2 separate regions of the Homo sapiens genome follow, and region 2 is linked to region 1. The links are chromatin contacts, found by Hi-C or POLR2A ChIA-PET in ENCODE. All regions are on one chromosome and are shown on one strand. Each heading gives the region's core, a stretch centred on a gene start or an enhancer-like site at or near the end of the contact. The rest is flanking DNA. Distances are from core to core; before and after follow the strand shown.

Region 1 (2,700 bases), core at 116-2,615:
CCTGTAATCTAGGCACTTTGGGAGGCCGAGGCAGGAGGATCGCTTGAAGCCAGGAGTTCGAGACCAGCCTGGGCAACACAGCAAAATCACCGTCTCTACAAAATAACAATAATAATGAACTAAGGCAATTCCTTATGGTCTTTAATTTCATTTTAGTCTTCCCTCTGCAGGATCTGAGCACTCAAATACGGGGAGGAAAAAAACAAAAGCCAGGCTGTTATTAACACTCTCTCTTCCAAAGTGACACAGCTGACAACCAGACCCCTTTTTACCTGCCCCTGCAATGGGGATCCTAACTGTTCTCCCCTCTTCCTGACCCTTTTCCTTCTTCCATCCATGTTCCTGGAGCCATATCCCCTTTCTTGAAGCTAATTTTCTTCCTCCTCCCCACTCTCCCCCTCCGCGTTCCCTAAAGAAAGCTGGACCTGGATCCAGTCTAAGTCCCAAGAAAGCTTGGGGAAGCACCTTTGCTTACAGAGAAACTGAGGCCCATGGAAGGAAGAATTAGAGAAGCTGCCTTCAGCTCAGTAAACAGGCGACCTAATTTCACAAATGTAAATGGGGGCACCACCCAAAAACCAAGGACTCAAAGGAGGCAAAGCGTTCTACCAAGTGGGGCTTACTCAAACTCCTTCAACTGGTCTTATCGTCATGATAACTGTTTTTCCAATGCCTGGCTCCATCTCATTCCTTCAGAACTCAGCTTAAATGTCACCTTTGAGAGAGCCCTTCCTGGCCACAATCCAGTGGCCCTGCTCCCATATACGGTCTCAGCACCCACTTTCTATTTCGCTCGCGGCGTCTGCCATGATTAGGACCCTTTGGGATCCCCGCGAGCGTCTCGGGGCGAGGGGCTTGTCCGCCTCACTCGCAGCTGGACGCCCTGCACTCGGAGCGTGGCTGGCTCGCGGGAGGCGCCCGGGCCGCCCGAATGAATGGATGGATGGACGCGAGCGGGCAACGGTCGCCAGGCCGAGCCCGGCGCGTCCCCCGGCGCCGCCTCCCTCGCTCCCGGCCCGCCTCACCCGTCCCCCGGCACCTCCCGCAGCTTCAGCCCCAGGGCCTGCAGCTGGTTGGCGAAGCTGACGAACTCCTCCTCGCAGCCGCCGCCGCCGCCAGACTCCGGCCGATTCCGCCGCTCCTTGGCCAGGGCCCGGCGCGCCGCCCGCTCGTCCCGCTTGCGCTCGGCCTCGGCTTTCCGGCTGCCGCTGCCCGGCCGGCTCTTCGCCGCCTGCTTTCGGGACATGGCCTTAGCCTGCAGTCCCCAGCGGCAGGAGGGAAAGGCGCAGGACCCCCCAGCGTCCGCCTCAAGCGTTGGGAAGGTAAAACAGCGCGGGCAACGGAGCCCGGCGACGACTACGCAGCAACCGCGCCTGCGCCGGCGCCCAGCACCCCGGTCACATGATGGAATCCCCGCCTCTTTTGCGGGGCTCGGCGAGCAGACGCCATAGAGAGCTGGAGGGGCACCCATCTTGGTTTGTTCTATTCCGCCCTCTAGTGGTGGATGGTACTCAACGTGAGTGGCAGGAGCGACCGGAGAGGGACCAGAGAGAACAAAGCAGGAACAAGTCAAGCAGAGAAATTAAAGATGATAGAAGAGTGGAACACAGAGCAGCGGCAAAAGTTAGGACCGGAGATGAATAAAAACGATTTAAACTCTTGCTGCGAGCCTACTACAGTTGGATAGGCACTTTCACACGGCTCATTCTTGTTTAATTATCCCCAAATTACAGGAAACTGAATCTGAGTGGTTAAATAATTTCAAGATCACACAGCTAAAAGGCAGAGCTTTGCCCTGGCTCCAAAGCCCGCATACTTGTTTATTTAATCCTGCCCTTCATCTCTCCGCCTTCCTTCGTAACTCAAGGGAGAGGTCGCCCTTCTGTCCAAGACCACTGGAAATCCTAATTCCATCCTAGAGCGACCCACCTAGGTTTGCCTGGACTAGAGGTTTTCTTGGGATGCAGGACTTTCCGTTTTAAAACTGAGACAGACCAGGCTGGGCGTGATGGCTCACACCTGTAATCCCAGCACTTTGGGAGGCCGAGGCGGGCTGACCACAAAGTCAGGAGATGGAGACCATCCTGGCTAACACTGTGAAACCCCGTCTCTACTAAAAATACAAAAATTAGCCGGGCGTGGTGGCGGGCGCCTGTAGTCCCAGCTACTCGGGAGGCTGAGGCAGGAGAATGGCATGAACCCGGGAAGCGGAGCTTGCAGTGAGCCGAGATTGCACCACTGCACTCCAGCCTGGGGGACAGAGCGAGACTCCATCTCAAAAAACAAACAAACAAAAAAACAAAAACAAAAACTGAGGCCAGGTGCAGTGGCCCACGCCTGTAATCCCAACACTTTGGGAAGCCGAGGCCAGGGGATCGCCTGAGGTCAGGAGTTCGAGACCAGCCTGGCCAGCTGGCCAAGATGGTGAAACCCCATCTATATTGCGTGAGGCTGAGGTTTGGAGTACAAATGAATCTGTCACCCAGGTAGTGAGCAAAGTACACAATACACAATAGGTAGTTTTTCAACCCTTTCCCCCAACTGCCTCCCGACTCTTGTATTCCCCAGAGTCTATTGTTCCCATCTTTGTGTCCATGTGTATCCAATGTTTAGCTCCCACTTATAAGAACGTGCAGTATTTGGTTTTCTGTTTCTGCCTTAGTTCACTTAGGATAATGGTTTCCAGCTGTATCCATGTTG
Region 2 (2,727 bases), core at 61-2,560, 1.4 Mb before region 1:
ATTTACAAGGGTGGAGTTTCCAGAGCTGGGCACTGTTGCACCTTCATCTGGCTGTCATCACTTCCTCTGTGCAGCTGGGGCACCGGGGACTGAGGACGGGGCAGTCCACAGGGAGCTGTGGTTCCACCCCTTCACTCTTGGTTTCTGCCAGGCCCTCCTCTTGAACACTAGACCCAGATTCAACCCAGATTTCTCCTCCACGGCTGCACAGTGCCAGGAAGGGAACTGAGAAGACCAAAGTGGAGGTTCTTTACCTTCCCCAACACACTCGGGGCCAGGCGTGGCACCCACAACTGCAAATGAGACAATTAGGGAGAATAAGTGCTGGCTGCCCTGTCAGCCCAGAGCCTCAGTCTGCCCAGGGCACCCAGACTCTGTGAGGTTCCCACCTGAAGAAGCAGTTCCATCTTCCACAAGGAGCACAGGACCAAGAGTCCAGGACCCAGGTTCGAGGCCCAGCTCTACCACTTTCTCGCCGCGGGGCTCGGGTTCTCTGGAGGCAGCGTAATGGAGTCAGTGGGTTTGGCAAGGGGAAGATTCGCATTATGGCTCCCTCAGTCTCCAGGCAGGTGACTCAGGGCTGGGGGGAGGTCCTTTCTCCTCTCTGACCCTTGGTCATCTCATTTGTAAAGCGGAGGTGATGATTCTCATCTCAGGGACGAGGCACTGTGGGGTTAGGAGAGAATTTGTCAAGTGGCATGGTTGGTTTTTGGTCTGTCTAGGCCCCTCCCCCTCTCTGTAAGCTGGAAGCGGTACTTGTGAGGCTGAGGCTCTAGGTGGGTGTGGGGAGCCATTGGGGTAGTGAATGGAAGGCCCTGGGCGAAGGGCCCCAGGCAGCTGTTGAAATGTCACTCACCCACTGTGGACTTCCCACCAAGCAGAGCCCGCCAAGCCTTTCCCGTCTGAGGTGGGTTCAGTTTCACTACCGGGCTGAGGCAGGCATCTCAGGAAGGGGCCCTCGGCTTTTGTGTGCTGAAAAATAACCAGGCTCCATCTCTGCTGATTTCTGCTTGGGAGTTCCGTGAGCTTCCTGCATCATCTGTCCACAGACAGGCTGCCGCAGGGTGGACATCAGAGTCCCTGGGGTGGCTTCCGGCCTCCCTCCCTTGCCTCCCGCCTTTGCTCAAACATCTGTAGAGGCTCCAGCCCCAGACTAAGCCCTTAAGGAGACAGGGTCCCGTGAGACCCAGCCTCTGCCATCAGGGTTCTCCTGTCTAAAATGCTGTGTGCCTCAGTAAAAGGCAGCATGGGGTAGGGTGGCTGTGTGGGGACACAGAGCCAGGGACCAAATGCTGTCTGGGGTCCCTGGAGGGTGGTCAGGAGAGCTTGCCAGAAGGGGGAAATCTCTGAAATGAGACAGAAGGAGGAGGAGCCATCGCTTAACCACACCTGGGCGAGTTAACTTCCCCAAGCCTCAGTTTCATTCTCTGTAAAAGGAACCAGTGATACCTGCTTCTGAGGGAAGGGTGAGAAGCTTAAAAGAGATGGTATAAAAGAACTGACAAATCCCGTACACCAGCCGGGTGAATCCCTTACACCACCCACATGCCCCGGGGAGATGTTCTGTGAACTGAACTTCTTTTTCAAAAGTCTTTTCCTCTGGCAATCGACACCTGGTAACGTAGTGTAACCAAGTGTCCTGTTCTAGAAAAAGCCCAGCTGCAACCCAGCAGTAAGTGAAGCAGCCTCAGAGTCCCCTCTCTCTCTGGGATGGGTAATGGAAACTCCTCCACCCAGTGGGAGTGAGGCAGAAGTCTCCAGAATTCAGAGCTTTCCCATGCACCCTGCCTCCCCAGGGCCTGTGACCTTTAGATGTGTTCCCTGTTTCTGTAGGCATTATGAAGTTAGATGCAGGAGAGTTCTTGAGAACTTGAAGGCACTTCCCCTCTACTTGTCCCCCCTTTGATTTTAACAACCGTTTGTTGAGCACCTACTCTGTGCCGGGTGATGGAGAGTCTCTGTTGGACAGGCCAGACAAGGTCCCAGCCCCAGTAAAGCTGTGGATTCTGGAGAGGGACAGAGACAGTGATGATAAAGACATGGAAACAAAACAGTCTGCAACAAGTACTGTAAAGGAAAACAAACAGGATGCTGTAACAGAGAATTTGGGGGACTGCTTAGGGTTCCTGGGACATTTGAGGAGCTGGTAGGCTGAGATCTGAAGTTGGAGCTGACCATGGGAAGAGTAGAGAGGAGGAAAAAATGTTCCAGATAGAGACAACAGCAGCTACAAAGGTCTTGGGGGAAGAAGAAACTTGTAGAAACTGAGGAGTTGTGTGAGGAGGTTGGTGGGGGAGGGGGCGCTGGCAGCACAAGATGAGGGCCCAGAGTGGGCAGGGGCCATGGGGCCTGGTGAAGGGTTTGGATTTCATTCCAGGACAGTGGAGGGTTTTTAAGCAAGGGAGTGGTAATATCAGAATTTTTTTTTATTTTATTTATTTACTCAGACAAGATCTTGTTGTGTCGTCCACGCTGGAGTGCAGTGGTGCAATCACAGCTCACTGTAGCCGCCACCTCCTGGCTTCAAGCGATTCTCCCACCTAAGCCTCCCAAGTAGCTGGGACTACAGGCGCATACCACCACGTCCTGCTAATTAAAAATATATAATATATAAATATATATATATATATTTTCTTTTTGTAGAGATGGGGTCCGTGTTGCCCAGGCTGGCCTAGAATTAGACTCAAGTGATCTCCTGCCTCAGCCTCCCAAAGTGCTGGGATTACA

What was found. A loop is a pair of places that touch in the nucleus more often than their neighbours do. ChIA-PET counts read pairs that join two places held with the same protein, here RNA polymerase II (POLR2A). Pooled maps may share reads with other maps.
Region 2: a loop to region 1 is called in a pooled map, with 10 times the contacts of the local background. The contact joins the promoter of ECE1-AS1 here to the promoter of OTUD3 in region 1. A Hi-C loop is called at or near these places in 2 of 37 single-sample maps with no recorded cell type and 9 of 50 pooled maps. POLR2A ChIA-PET finds 5 or more read pairs at or near these places in 1 of 52 experiments (activated CD4-positive, alpha-beta T cell).

Annotation. Positions count from the first base shown.
Region 1 is chr1:19,881,060-19,883,759 of GRCh38, reverse strand. It overlaps OTUD3 (OTU deubiquitinase 3), which reads right to left and starts at 1,365. Exons shown (of 8, transcript NM_015207.2): 1 at 1,026-1,365. The coding sequence starts at 1,246. The region is part of intron 1 of LOC105376823 (a long non-coding RNA gene); the gene reads left to right. RefSeq lists a silencer at 822-1,161 and an enhancer at 1,532-1,581.
Region 2 is chr1:21,291,873-21,294,599 of GRCh38, reverse strand. ECE1-AS1 (ECE1 antisense RNA 1) reads right to left here and starts at 1,310. Exons shown (of 3, transcript NR_038404.1): 1 at 857-1,310; 2 at 390-666. It also overlaps a transcript of ECE1 not described here. RefSeq lists enhancers at 1-432, 1,274-1,363.